Regions from separate parts of the Homo sapiens genome. Here all the other regions are linked to region 5. Evidence: chromatin contacts called from ENCODE Hi-C or POLR2A ChIA-PET data. All regions are on one chromosome and are shown on one strand. The core of a region is the stretch at or near the end of the contact, and the rest is flanking DNA. Distances in the headings are between cores, read along the strand shown. Region 1 holds the start of ZNF845 (zinc finger protein 845). Region 2 holds the start of ZNF331 (zinc finger protein 331). Region 3 holds the start of ZNF836 (zinc finger protein 836). Region 4 holds the start of ZNF615 (zinc finger protein 615). Region 5 holds the start of ZNF611 (zinc finger protein 611).

Region 1 (2,700 bases), core at 1-2,500, 600 kb after region 5:
CAGTACCCGTATCTCGGTAGGAAATTAAATATTTCAAACATCAAATAATTCCAATGTAAATGTATGGATCTTTAAATAATTCTGAGCCTTGAAAGGAATGTGGTCATGCAAGCTGAGTCCAGTGGTATGCAGGCGCAACTTCTAAGAGTTTTCCTGGCCAGACGCGGTGGCTAACGCCTGTAATCCCAACACTTTGGGAGTCCGAAGCAGGTGGATCACTTGACGTCAGGAGTTCGAATCCAGCCTGGCCAACGTTGTGAAACCCAGTCTCTACTAAAAATACAAAACTATTAGCCAGGCTTGGTGGCGCGCGTCTGTAATCCCAGCTAGTTGGCAGGCTGAGGCAAGAGAACTACTTTAACCCGGGAGGTGAAGGTTGCAGTGAGCCGAGATCTCGCCACTGCACTCCAGCCTGGGTGACAGAGAAATACTCTGTCTCAAAAAAGAAAAGAAAAGAAAAGAAAAATCTAAATATAAAAATGAAAGTAATAGATCTCTTCCACAAATGTGCTGGGACAACTAACTGGATATCCACGTGAAAATGAATAATGTTGGATCCCTAACTCACAAAATCAAAAATTTTATTTAAAGAAATTTTAAAAAAGGAGAGAGAGAGAGACGAGGAAGGGAGCGCTGCCGGAGGAGGTGTTACTTTGTCGCCCAGGCTAACTTGGACCCCCCCCCCGGCTCAGCGATCCTCCTGCCACTGCTTCCTGAGTAGCTGGGACCTCAGGCTTTCGCCCCGCGCCCGCATCTCTGCTGTGTTTAAGCAGTAGGTGGTGACCTCACTCCTCCCTGGCCTGAGCACTCCGTCCCGCATCCCAGGGGGAGGCCCTAGGGAAATCTCTGAAGCTGAGGACAGGGTGGACTCTCCTTTCCCAGTGAATGGAGAATAGAAAGGGAGAGGATTTCTATTCTGTTCTGTGGGCCGTCAGCATGAAATCGTATGTTCCACCCAGGCAGGGCTTTGCATTTCACATTCTAGTTTGCATCCCCGTTTCAGACAATTCCAGGGCTTTTGAATCATGCCTCAGCCTTCCTGTCCGGTCTCGCCTCCAAAGCTCGAAAACAAGAGGCGCTGGGAGCGAGGTTGAGAGACGCACGGGTCCCACCCCGGCCCCGCCTTCTGCCAATTCTAAAGGGGAAGGTCTCTCCGCTTCGCGCCCCGCCCCTACCTCGCTCAGGCCCCGCCTACCTCCCCGCGGGTCCCGCCCAGGCCTGGCTTCTGTCCTGCGCGCGCAGATTCGCGCAAACCCGGAAGCGGATCGCATGGAGTGATGGTCCCACCGCAGCGGTGAGTTTTGCTCTGTGTTGTGTTAAGTCTGCGCTTCCCAAGTCCCCGGCGCTTCTGTACCTGGGACGTGGGGTCCCCATAGACCTGGAAATTCTCACCCGTGTTCCTTCACCTAGAGCAAATTTAGACGTCCTCGTCAGAGTCCAGGGGTCGCTTCCTTTTGGGTTTAAAGTCGCCCTGAGGATGGTCCCTTCCCGAATCTTTCTGCTATAGGGCAATGTATACACTTCCCATCGCGTAGTTTCCCTGCTCAAAACCTTTTTCTGACTCCTCCCGACCCGCACTTTTTAAAGTCCTTACCGCGAGGCGGATTCCCGCCCTTGGCGCCTCCCAGTCTTGTCTTAAGGCGCCGTCGCCCCCCACCTCCCTCCTCGTTCCAGGCCCTTATGCTCCCCAGGTCTCCCCACCGCAGTCACCGCTTACCCTGAGCCCGCGTTGGGGAGGTGCCCGGGGCTGTCCTATGACACCGGGTGTTCTTGCCTGCCCTGCACCAGCCCCTGGAAAATGCGCTCCTCCGGGATGCAGGCGTCTTACTCCAAAGCCCTCCTGTGATTGTGTTGGCCAAAGGGATCAGGAGACTGAGAGAGAGAGCAGTAGAAAACCTGAGACAGAGAAAAGAAGAATGAGAAAGACCATAACAGATGGCAAAGTAGAGGATGAGTGAGGGATTTGCCAAGAGAGAGCAAAAATGAAAAAAACAAAACAAAACAAAAAACAGCAGGAGGAGCAGATCCCAGGGAAAAAGAAAACAAGAGCTAGAGAGAGAAGGGGAGAATGAGAGATATGTACAGAATTAGGGAGGGAAGCACAGTAATGAAGAAAGGGGGGCTGGGCGCAGTGGCTCACGCCTGTAATCCTAGCACTTTAGGAGACTGGGGCAGAGGGATTGCTTGAGTCCAGGAGTTCAAGACCGGCCTGGGCAAAATAGTGAGACCCCCCCCCCCATCTCTGTCAAAAAAAAAAAAAATTTAACTGGGCGTGATGGTGCACACCTGTAATCCCAGCTGCTCTGGAGGCTGAGGCAGGAGGATCACTTGAGCCCAGGAGGTCCAGGCTGCAGTGAGCAGAGATCATGCCACTGCACTCCAGCCTGGTCAACAGAGCAGAGCCTGTCTCAAAAGATTAAAAGGGGTGGGGGACTTTGGGTTCAGATGAGTGGGTGAGTTCATTGGATATGATTAGTTGTGATATGTTGACTTCTGTTTATATAATCTAATAACTTAGAACTTGTTTAAATTATACAGATGATATTGAGAATTTTAAAATTCCTATCTATAAGACACATACATTCTGTAAATCTTGGCATTAGAGGTCAGCTTCCACTTGGAATCCCTATTCAGCCAGAGGGTAGTGACTTAATTCAATTGTGAGAGCCTCTCTTCCCTCTTCCCATGGTGAGGTAGGAA
Region 2 (2,700 bases), core at 111-2,610, 800 kb after region 5:
CCCAGCTACTGGGGAGGCTGACGCAGGAGAACCCCTTGAACCCAGGAGGCGGAGGTTGCAGTGAGCCGAGATCGCACCATTGCACTTGAGCCTGGGCAACAAGAGCGAAACTCCGTCTCAAAACAAACAAACAAACAAACAAAAAATTATTCTCTGGAAATTCTGGGTAACGTCAGTGGATTACATCAATGTTAATCTTCTGGTTGTGGTATTATATACTACAATCACCAGCTGAGGTAACCAGGTGAAAGGTACACAAGATCTCTCAATTTTATTTCTTGTAACTACATATGAATCTAAAGTCTATCTAATTAAAAGAGAAAAAGATTTTCAGAAAAAAAGCATTTTGTGAACATACTTCAACATTGTGTACAACTATAGCTACTTCCTTGGCATAAATACCAAAAAGTGGGATTTTGAGTCAAAATGAGACTGTGGTTAAGTACCTGCAACATCCTGTAGACCCTGTGACGTTAGTACTTGGAATGAGAGCGGGACTCACGGGGCATAACTGCTACCTGTACATTGTTTACAATGCAGCAAGCAAGGGACACCGAATAGCAGCTCCGGCAGCCTGTGCTAGCGGCCTGCAGAGAATTCCAGGTGACGCTCCAGAGGGGCTAGGAGAGGATACCCTTCTGAGGACAGCCATGGCTCGCCCGGCATCACCCCACTCAAGAGGCCAGACGGGGTCCCAGCTGGGGTGACACAGCTCCTTTCCCAGTCGGGAAGGGGCGTCTGCAGGGACCAGGAAGGGCTTAGCTTGGGGCTGCCCGCTCCGGCACCGACCTGGGACGCGCCCTGAGGCCCCTGCCTGGGACCGTCCCGGACTACATTTCCCAGAGACCATCCAGGAGTACGCCGTGCTGCATGCTGGAACACGGGGCTTGGGGCTCTGGTTTCCCCCGACGGCCCCGCGTCCTCTTCTAGCCTCACCCTCTCCCGAGGCCCCAGCGTTGGGGGACTACCGGGTGCGTCTGCGGCTTTGGGAGAGTGGGAGGAGGGAAAGGGATGGGAGGGGTGCACGCACACGTGTCAGTGTGTCCGCGTGTCAGCATCTGTGCAGGCGCACGTGTGTGTCGGGCTCTGTTGTGTCTGCACATGCGTGTCGGCATCTGTGCGTGCGCACACGCCCGTCAGGGTCTGTGTGCCCGCACAGGCACGTCAACAGCTGAGCACGCTATGTATCGGGGGTCTGTGTACGCTCACATACGTGTCGGGGTCTGGGTACGTGCACATACGTGTAGGGGTCTGTGTGCACATGCGTGTCGGGCTCTGCTGCTGTCTGCGCGCTGCGGCCGCTGGGTGCGCGTGCGCATGCGCGCTGGCCTCCAGGGGGTGGCGGGACCGAGTGTGTGACGCACTTGCGTGGGAGTACGAGGCTGACGCGGCGGCCCTGTCCCCGTAACTGTGACACGGGTGCACGCGAGCGTCATTGGGGGCGATGGGGGCCGTGCTGGGTGCGCGTTTGCACCAGTGACGCAGCCGCTGCATCTCCGCCAGTCCGCGCAGGTGAGATTGGTGCGCGTGGCTCCGAGGGGAGACGGGCACGGGGCTTCTGACGGTGACGCACTTGCTGGAGAGTGTGGGGTGACACAGCCGGGCTCTCCCCATAACTGGTGACCGGGGGTGCTCCAGAGGCTTTGGGTCAACGCAGCCCGTGCCTGTGAACCTCGGCGGTGCGTCCCTGGGACTCTGCTCCGTGAGGTGCGCTCTGGGGGTTGTGCGGGGGCAGCGGTCGGGACGGGTCTCCGTGGCCCACGGATGCACCTCTGCACCGTGTGGGGTGGTGGGGCCCGTAGCATGGCCGTGCTGGGCGTTAGTGGGTATGAGGGGCGCAGATGTGTCTCAGGACAGAGTGAGCTGTGGTGAGGCTGAGCTGTGCAGACTTGTGCTGGGATGGGTGATCGGGCCTTCTGGGTGACGCAGGTGTGTGTGACAACACAACCTGTAGCTTCAGCGTCTCTGTGCTGGGATGGATGATCGGGCCTTCTGAGTGATGCAGGTGTGTGTGACAGTGCAACTTGTAGCTCCAGCGTCTCTGCTGCTTCCCCTGCCTTCACCTCCTAACCAAGCGGTACCTGCCTGAGAACAAGGGCCGCGGAGGGACGTGAGCGCCTGAGCCTCGCCTGGAAATTCACCAGCAAGAAGGCAGAAACAGCCATGAGGTGACGCTTTCAGAGCCAGAAGTGCTGTGCATGCAGGCCACCTGAGTGACAGGGGACGGTGGCCTCAGGAGTAGAATTCCTCCTGTAGAGGGACAGGTCCCTGATGTGGGAGACAGGGAGGGGGGCAGCTCCACGCGTCATCATCTCAATCGCCACAGCGTGCTCTTCAGGAATCTCCCAGAAACTCCATCTCGGGGCCTCGTATTTCTCATTGGTTTTATTAGGTATGGCAGGTGTTACCCTTCCGGTTCTGTTTTCCCCAGGCCAGCATCCTTCAGAAAAAGCATCCCCGAGGAGGAAGACGAATCGTTAAACATCTGAAAGGGTCAGGTGAGTATCCTTTTTTTTTTATATTAAATGATATGTGTTTATAAGACTTAAGACCAAACATTAAAGGTAGATGACCAAGATTTGAGTCCTGTTTCTGCCTCTTAGCTTTTTGAGCCTTCTGAAGATAGGCTTGTGAGGAGGGTGAAATGCATTAACACGCATAAAACCCATAGACGCGCACCCCTGAGTGGGAGTGCACAGT
Region 3 (2,700 bases), core at 142-2,641, 560 kb before region 5:
TGCAACTTACTTCACCTCTCGTAGCTCTTTCTCCCCAATCTTTCTGATTGTCCCCAATCTCCACGTATTTCCGCCTCTTTTTCCCCATCTGAGCTCCCTCTCTGCTCTCCTTGTTAAAATTCCCTCTTACCTGTTACACCTCCTTTGTTCCCACTCTCTAGCACCCCCAACTCCCTAGGCTTCCTCCCTGCTGTGGTTCTCCCTCTACTCTGCTTGTCACCCACTGCCCTCTCTCCCTCTCTTTCAGTCCCAGCACCACGTAGCTCTGTCGGCTGCGGCTCCAACTCTTTCACCTTCTCCCCACTGTCTGTCTGCAGTGCCTCCTCCTTTGCCGCCCCACTCTATTTTGCTGCCTTTCATCTCTCTGAAGGTCCCCCTTTTTTTCTAAATTTCTCTGTGTGCTTTCCTCCCCCTGCTTCTTTCTCCATTCGTTCTCTTTCACTCTTGCTGTCTCTTTGCAAATCCCTAAATTATCATCCATTTTGCCGTGTATTTATGGGTCTCCCTCATTCTCTTCTATTCGGTCTTTCCTTTTGCTCCGTCGCTCCCCTTCTTTTCCTCTCCTGATCCCTCTCACCCACACATTCAGTAAGAAAGGGGAGGAATAGGATGCCCACCTCCCGGAAAAGCATATTTTCCAGTGGAGTAAAATTTGGGAAGGAAGAACACTGGGTGTCACAAGACTCAGGTGACCTCCCCCAAGGGGGGGATCGAGAAAAGCAGTGGCTGTGAAGGGGAAGCCTGGGGAGCGAAAGGACCCGGCGTGAGGAGGACACAAGGTGGCAGGGGGTACGGTGTCTCAGGACAGGGAGGGTCTGCAGAATCCCAGGACCTGGGAGGAGAAGCGACTCCTTCAGGAGCCGGACGGCGGGCGCTCCCCTCCAGGGGCTGACGACGGAGAAGCTCCGGGGTCGCAACGGGCGGGAATCCACCTCCCGAGTGAGGACTCGACTTGGCGCAGGGCCGAAGCAGAGGTCAGTAAGGGTTTTAAGCAGGAACACGACCTGAGTGGGGTTGTCTACATGGTCCTAAGGCAGAAAGGCAGGGAGCAAGGAACAGCCTCAGAGAGATTTTTAAACCGAAAGGGAAGCAATTATCAGACTTACTTGGGGCGAAGGGGCTGTTGCTGGTATTTTAAGGTCCGTAGCGATCCCCAGGAAACGGGTATGGACAAGGGAAGACTGCCAAGTGCACGTTCGATTCAGGCAGACGGGGCGAAGCAAATGTTTAGTCCAGGTAGACGGAAACTGACGCGCAGCGCTGTGATCTTTTCCCCGCGCGATCTGCTTCCGGGTGTGCAGGAAGCTACACGCCCTGAGAAAAAAGACTGAGAGACCTGGGGCGGGAGAGGGGCCTGGGCGGGGTGCGACCCGCAAGGGAAAGGGCAGAAAGACTGGCCAGATTTGGGAACCCTGAAAGGGTGGGGCAAGGCTGATGCGGTAGTGGGCGGGGCCAGGTGGGCTAAGCGGGACGGGCGGTGTGGGCGGGACCTGTTTGGTGGGCGGGGCCTGTTATTCGCTCTGCCTTCCACCCAGCAAGTCTTTGTTCTCCCGATTTAGGAGTATTTGTGACTATTTCTTGTCCTGTGAAGCAGCGTTGCTTCCTGCCTATTTTAAGTTAATGTTTTAGACTTTAAGGTCAAAGCTTAAAGTTGTGGTCCACTTCTGTTGGAAACTAAGATGTTTTCTTCTTGTCAAGTTGAACTGATTTAAGTCAAAATCGATTTTTGCGAGCCTGGTGGACTCCATCGGGTCTTGCCAGTGAGGCTGAAGCCAGTTAAGGCTGAAGTTACTCAGTAGTCAGGGAACTAGGATCTCCGTGAAGATCTGATGTGCAGCCGTGGCTGGATCCAGGAACCCTGAAGACATTATGCTAAGCGAAATGTGCTAGACACAGAAAGACAAATCCTGCATGTGCTTACTTACATGTGCAATCTACAAACATCAAAATTACAGTAACAGAGTAGAAGGGTGGTTTCCAGGGCTGACGGTCTATCCTGTGCCTGTCCCACCATTGTATTTTGGAAGCAAATAGCTTCTTTGGCTTCACAGTTTCACAGCTGGACAGAAATTTTGCCTCAGGATGAACCACACTTTGAGTCTCACCCATATGTGATTCAGATAATATTTGGGTAATATTTGGGCCTTAGAGTTTGATACTGAAATGGATTAAGACTTTTGAAATGGGCCAGGAGCAGTGGCTCTGGCCTGTAATCCCAGCTCTTTGGGAGGCCAAGGTGGAAGGATTGCTTGAGCTCAAGAATTCAAGACCAACCTGGGGCAACATAGTAAGACCCTTGTCTCTACAAAAAATACAAAAATTAGCCAGGCATGGTGGCTCACGCCTATAGTCACAGCTATTTGGGAGGCTGAGGTGGGAGGATCTCTTGAGCCCAGGGGATCAAGGCTGCAATGAGTTGTCTTTGCACCACTGAACTGCTGCCAGGGCAACAGAGTGAGACTCTGTCTCAAAAAATAATAATAATAAGACTTTTGAGATGTTAGGATGGGGGTGAAGGGATCTTGCATGTGAGAAGGACATGAATTTTGGGAGTCCAGAGTACAGAATGTTATGAGCTGAATCACGTCCCTAAAAAATCATTGTTGGCCAAGCGCGGTGGCTCATGCCTATAATCCCAGCACTTTGGGAGGCCGCGGCGGGCGGATCACAAGGTCATGAGATCGAGACCATCCTGGTTAA
Region 4 (2,700 bases), core at 80-2,579, 730 kb before region 5:
TATTTAAAATTAATTTATCTTTTGTTATAGATTATAAGGAAAGGGGAGTCAGAAAGCAATACACTGCAATAAAAGTAATAGTCTAGATTGAAGATTAAAGGCAGGAAAAACAAAATTCATGGATAAATGGATAATCATAAAATGTTCCTAAAAATAATACCTAAACATTTTAAAACATTTCACTTCTATCCAAATGTACGCATAAACTTAATGTGAATGCACTTATAGTACCACCGGCTCAAACAGTAAAAACAACTTCTAAATGTTTATTACATAATATAAAGCGAAAAAGATAATAGTACCATTTACATAATTTATCTGAATTATGAATATTAAGCACATAACATACACGTCTAAAATTGAAATATTCTGAAAATTTGACAAAGGTTATCTTTGAGTAACCGAGCTTACCATGGCAGAGATGTTATCTTACTTGTGTCAGAAAGAACCTGAAAAGAAATATCCAAGAGGATACGCTGGAAACTTGCAGGACAAAGGGTAGAAGCCGCATCTTAAATATAAAACATACTACTTTTAGGTATGCTAGATGACTGATCTCGCCAAAAACTTCCATTTCTGAGGATTCAAGACCAAGGGGTGATGGAAGGTGCCAAAGGGGATTTAAAAACCAGTCGTGGAGAAGGGTCTTGGGCAGAAGGGGAATGCTAATGAGCATCAATTCTGTTCCAGCAGCCAGGGCTGGGGCTAACCCATCACCTGCCATGGTTCCCAGGCCTCCAGAGCTGCAGCCCACATCGGAATCTGTGGCGCTACCACCACCGCCACCGGGATTAATTCCAAAACCTGGATCAGAAACCTCCGTACCTTAACCCCCAAGACAGTTCCTCAATCATTTAGTCCCAAACAAAACCTGAACCATAAACCGATTCGCTGACAAAACAAACCCTCCAGTTCGCAATCACTGAGCCCCGCCAAAGGACAACACCAAAGACACCAGAATGTGACTTGGGCACTCAGTAGCGGATCTCTAGAGATCTTTAACCACAAACTACACGAGGACCCTGTGACTGGTCCCAGAGGTACCCCGATCACACACACACACACCCTATCACGGACCTCTTGTAGTTCCCCTGCGATAGGAATCGGACCCACGCTAAGCTCCTGAAAGAATTCCACTGGCGTCGCCAAACGCTGGCGCCGACAGATACCAGTCCATCACCACTGTCCACGAACACGCCCAGCCACGGACAGAATTTCCTCCCCCGTCACCACAGCGACCACCCAGTGACTGAACTTACTTCCCAGAACTTGGTGGGCTCCGGCCTCATCTCTCGGCCTCCTCAGTGCCTGACGGCGACTATCCAGGGTCGGAGGCGTTCCCAGCGTTTGCGCAGATGCAAGATGGCCGCGCCCTCGTCGCCTTGGCTCCATGGGGGCCGCCATCTTTGAGTATCTGACGTACACAAGGCAAAGGGCGCGTTTTGGCGCTGGTGACCGGGGGTGACCGGGGGTGACCGGGGATGGCCGGGAAGATGAAAGAGCACTGAAACTGTCCCATTTCCTGGCACCTCAACCCTTCATAAATACGGGTCCATATACAGAGGCTCCAGTTTACACAAGACAAAAATGGCGTGGAGGTAAATCCCTTTCAGCAGCTGAATAGAAGGCTAAGATGGCCGCGACGTTTACACTTTGTACAAAGGTTAGGAAACAGTTCCTTGTGAGGGAAAAGGAGAACCGGCCGAGAGGGGACACTTCGGCCAAAGCCAGATTTCTAACAAAGTAGCTTGAAGCGCCTTTTGAACGCAGAAGAGGGCTGTTAGCTACGCTGACGGAACAGGGGTAGCAGTCACAGACTAGGTAATGAAAACGGTTGGAACGTGCCAAAATTATGTTGGGTGAAAGGCATGGGGAAAAGCCAGTAAAAGCCAGAAAGTATAGTTCCCAAGGCGGAGGGGAGAGCCTGGGACCCAGGTGGAGCCAAATATGAGGGCTGGACTCAGGAGAAGTGGCCAGAAATTAAGGGAACAGGACCACTTCAGTGAGAAAAAAAAGGTTGGGAAAGAGGCCGGGCGCGGTGGCTCACGCCTGTAATCCCAGCACTTTGGGAGGCCGAGGTGGGCGGATCACCTGAGAGCGGGAGTTCGAGACCAGCCTGACCAACATGGAGAAACCCTGTCTCTACTAAAAATACAAAATTAGCCAGGCATGGTGGCGCATGCCTGTAATCCCAGCTACTCGGGAGGCTGAGGCAGGAGAATCGCTTGAACCCGGGAGGCGGAGGTTGCTGTGGGCCAAGATGGCGTCATTGCACTCCAGCCTGGGCAACAGGAGCAAAACTCCATCTCAAAAAAAAAACAAAAGAAAGAAAGGTTAAGAAGGAGATCACGTTATACTACGTGTGCCAACCGCGAATAGTATGTGCAAAGTCATGGCAATGCTGAACTGTAAATATAAATCCAACCAAACTTCCTATATTAGAAGAATGAGAGAAAGGAAATGCCTGTGTGAATCTATGTGTGTGATATAGGTATCAGTATATAAATATACAGAGAAATTGTCAAACTATTTTTCAGAGTCAAGTTCGTGTTCCATTTGCTCTTCTCACCCTTGGTATATGAGAGTTTTTCTTTTTTTTTGTTTTTTTTTTGTCTCTTTTTGAGGCAAGGTCCACTCTGTTGCCCAGTCTGGAGTGCCTGGGGAGATCACAGCTCACTGTAACTTGGAACTCCTGGGCTC
Region 5 (2,700 bases), core at 21-2,520:
CTCTTCCACCTCTTCTCCTCCATCCTCACAACTTATTTAACCTCTTATTGCTCCTTCTCCCCAATCTTTCAATCGTCCTCAATCTCCATCTATTTCTGCCTCTTCTCCCATCTCTGCGCCTCCTCTGCTCTCCCTGTTAAATTCCATCTTCCCCGATATACTCCCTTGTCCCCACTCTGTGTCTCCCCAGATCCCAGCTGTCCTCTCTGCTGTGGTTCTCCCTCTGTTCTCCTTGACACAAGCACCACTCTGCTCTGTCTGCCCTGGCTCCAAATCCTTCCCTCTCTCCCTCACTCTGATGAGTCTCCCTCTTTGCTGCCACTCCCCCTACCTTGTGATCCTTCATCTCTCTGTACATCTATCTAGCCTTTCTCTACATTTCTCCGGTTGCTTTTCTCCTCCTGCTTTCTTAGGTTTTTTTTTTTTTTTTTCACTTCTGCCATCTCTTGGCATATCCCTCACCAATCCTCTATTTTGCCATCTGTTATGGGCCTTTCTTATTCTTCTTTTCTCTGCCTCAGGTTTTCTACTGCTCTCTGTCTCCTGATTCCTTTGGCCCACACAATCGCAACACGGTTTGGAGTAAGACGCCTGCATCCCGGAGGAGCGCATTTTCCACGCCCTGGAGCTCCGCAGGCAAGAATACCCCGTGCCGCAGGACAGGCCCCTGGGACCTCCCCAGTGCAGGTTCAATGAAAGCGGTGACTGCGGAGGGGAGACCTGGGGAGCAGCAGGCCCCGGCATGAGGAGGAAGGTGCGGGGCGGGGGGGGGGGGCGCGACGGCGCCTTAGGACCAGGATGGGGTCTGCAGGATCCCAGGACCTGGCAGAGGACTCGGCCTCCCCGGGACTGGGGCTGCGGCGCGGCGCTCCCGGGGCTGAGGAGGGGGAGGCTGGGAGGCGCCCTGGGCAAGAATCCACATCGCGGGTGAAGACTTTAAAAAGCGCGGGGCGCGAGGAGTCAGAACAAGGTTTTCAGCAGGAAAACTACGCAACAGAAAGTGTATACATTGACCTATAGCAGAAAGACCGGGGACGAGACCAGCCTCAGGACGACTTTAAACCCAAAAGGAAGCGACCCTCGGGCTCTCACGGGGATGTCTCAATTTGCTCTGGGCAAAGGAAGACGCCGGAGAATTTCCAGGTCTGTGGGGACCCCACGTCCCAGGGACAGAAGCCCTGGGAACCTAGTTAGCGCAGACTTAATACAACACAGAGCAAAACTCACCGCGGCGATATGACCTACACTCCACCCGATCCGCTTCCGGGTTTGCGTTAATCTGCGCGCGCAGGACAAAAGCCAGGCCTGGGCGGGAAGTGGGAGGTAGGCGGGGCCTGGGCGAGGTAGGGGCGGGGCGCGAGGCGGAGAGACCTTGCCTTTTAGAACCGGCAGAGGGCAGGGCCGGGGCGGGATCTGCGCGTCTCTCAGCCTCGCTCCCAGCGTCTCTGTTTTCAGGTTTTGGAGGCGAGAGCGCCAGAAAGTCTGAGGCATGATACAAAAGCCCTGTTGAGAGAAGAGAGAGACCCTCTGACATTGTTTTATATTGTTTTATAGTCAGTAAAAACAACAGGAAGTAAAACCAAAGACAGGCAGCCCCGCGCCAGGCCCGAAACCAGGCCTGGATCCGCCTGGCCTAAACCCAGTAGTTAAAAATCAACTTATGATTTAGAAGCTGATGTTAGGCATAGATTCCAGACATTGTATAGAAGAACACGGTGAAACTCCTGCCCTGTTCTCTCTCTCCCTGATCACCGGTGCATGCAGCCCCTGTCACGTATCCCTTGCTTGCTCAATCAGTCACTATCCTTTCATCTGAAATCTTTAGTGTTGTGAGCCCTTAAAAGGGACAGAAATTGTGCACTCGGGGAGCTTGGATTTTAAGGCAGTAGCTTGCCAATGCTCCCAGCTGAATAAAGCCCTTCCTTCTACAACTCGGTGTCTGAGAGGTTTTGTCTGCGACTCGTCCTGCTACACTGTAATTGTCTGGAACAGGGATACAAACTAGAATGTGAAATGCAAAGCCCTGCCTGGGCGGTATGTACCATGTCATGCTGAGGTCCCACAGAACAGATAGATATCCTCTCCCTTTCTATTGTCCATTCACTCCGGAAGGAGACTCCGCCCTGTGCTCAGCTTCAGAGACTTCCCTGAAGCCACCGCCTGGAATGCCGGACGGAGTGCTCAGGCCGAGAAGGAGTGAGGTCACCACCTGCTGCTTAAAGACAGCAGAGGCGCGGGGGCGGGAGCCTGAGGTCCCAGCTACTCAGGAAGCAGCGGCGGGAGGATCCCTGAGCCTCGGGTTCCAAGCCAGCCTGAGCGACAAAATAACGCCCACTGCCGCGGTCTCCCTTTCTTGTCTCTCTCTCTCTCTTTTTTTTTAAAAAAAACTTTCGCAAATAAAATTTTTGATTGTGTGACATAGGGATCCAACATTATTCTTTTCCATGTGGATATCCAGATAGTTGTCCTAGCACATTTATGGAAGAGATCTATTACTTTCTTGTATTATTATTATTATTATTATTATTATTATTATTATTTTTGAGACAGAGTATTTCTCTGTTGCCCAGGCTGGAGTGCAGTGGCGAGATCTCGACTAAATGCATCCTCTGCCTCCTGGGTTCAAGCGATTCTCCTGCCCCAGCCTTGGGAACAGCTGGCATTACAGGCGTGCGCCACCATGCCAGGCTAATTTTTGTA

Evidence for each region. Hi-C counts contacts between places; a loop is a spot of excess contacts on that map. ChIA-PET counts read pairs that join two places held with the same protein, here RNA polymerase II (POLR2A). Pooled maps may share reads with other maps.
Region 1: a map of MCF 10A shows a loop between it and region 5 (20-fold over the local background). The contact joins the promoter of ZNF845 here to the promoter of ZNF611 in region 5. A Hi-C loop is called at or near these places in 1 of 168 maps with a recorded cell type or tissue (MCF 10A), 1 of 37 single-sample maps with no recorded cell type and 16 of 50 pooled maps. POLR2A ChIA-PET finds 5 or more read pairs at or near these places in 2 of 52 experiments (GM10248 and H1).
Region 2: a pooled map shows a loop between it and region 5 (6-fold over the local background). The contact joins the promoter of ZNF331 here to the promoter of ZNF611 in region 5. A Hi-C loop is called at or near these places in 1 of 168 maps with a recorded cell type or tissue (CD4-positive, alpha-beta memory T cell) and 7 of 50 pooled maps.
Region 3: a pooled map shows a loop between it and region 5 (14-fold over the local background). The contact joins the promoter of ZNF836 here to the promoter of ZNF611 in region 5. A Hi-C loop is called at or near these places in 1 of 168 maps with a recorded cell type or tissue (naive thymus-derived CD4-positive, alpha-beta T cell) and 12 of 50 pooled maps. POLR2A ChIA-PET finds 5 or more read pairs at or near these places in 1 of 52 experiments (WTC11).
Region 4: a loop to region 5 is called in a pooled map, with 10 times the contacts of the local background. The contact joins the promoter of ZNF615 here to the promoter of ZNF611 in region 5. A Hi-C loop is called at or near these places in 8 of 50 pooled maps. POLR2A ChIA-PET finds 5 or more read pairs at or near these places in 2 of 52 experiments (H1 and naive thymus-derived CD4-positive, alpha-beta T cell).

What each region holds. Positions count from the first base shown.
Region 1 is chr19:53,332,499-53,335,198 of GRCh38, forward strand. ZNF845 (zinc finger protein 845) reads left to right here and starts at 1,251. Exons shown (of 4, transcript NM_138374.3): 1 at 1,251-1,294. RefSeq lists enhancers at 367-1,231, 1,330-1,379, 1,650-1,739 and a silencer at 1,040-1,259.
Region 2 is chr19:53,536,785-53,539,484 of GRCh38, forward strand. ZNF331 (zinc finger protein 331) reads left to right here and starts at 1,361. Exons shown (of 6, transcript NM_001079906.2): 1 at 1,361-1,512; 2 at 2,432-2,498. RefSeq lists enhancers at 1,089-1,605, 1,391-1,440.
Region 3 is chr19:52,170,230-52,172,929 of GRCh38, forward strand. It overlaps ZNF836 (zinc finger protein 836), which reads right to left and starts at 1,392. Exons shown (of 5, transcript NM_001102657.3): 1 at 1,107-1,392. RefSeq lists an enhancer at 791-930 and a silencer at 1,511-1,560.
Region 4 is chr19:52,006,882-52,009,581 of GRCh38, forward strand. It overlaps ZNF615 (zinc finger protein 615), which reads right to left and starts at 1,330. Exons shown (of 7, transcript NM_001199324.2): 1 at 1,260-1,330; 2 at 412-449. LOC124904755 (a long non-coding RNA gene) reads left to right here and starts at 1,417. Exons shown (of 2, transcript XR_007067321.1): 1 at 1,417-1,598. RefSeq lists enhancers at 1,091-1,700, 1,761-1,840.
Region 5 is chr19:52,733,774-52,736,473 of GRCh38, forward strand. ZNF611 (zinc finger protein 611) reads right to left here and starts at 1,271. Exons shown (of 6, transcript NM_001161499.2): 1 at 1,228-1,271. It overlaps LOC124904760 (a long non-coding RNA gene), which reads left to right and starts at 258. Exons shown (of 2, transcript XR_007067328.1): 1 at 258-687; 2 at 1,021-1,931. RefSeq lists enhancers at 1,259-2,244, 1,557-1,686 and a silencer at 1,307-1,376.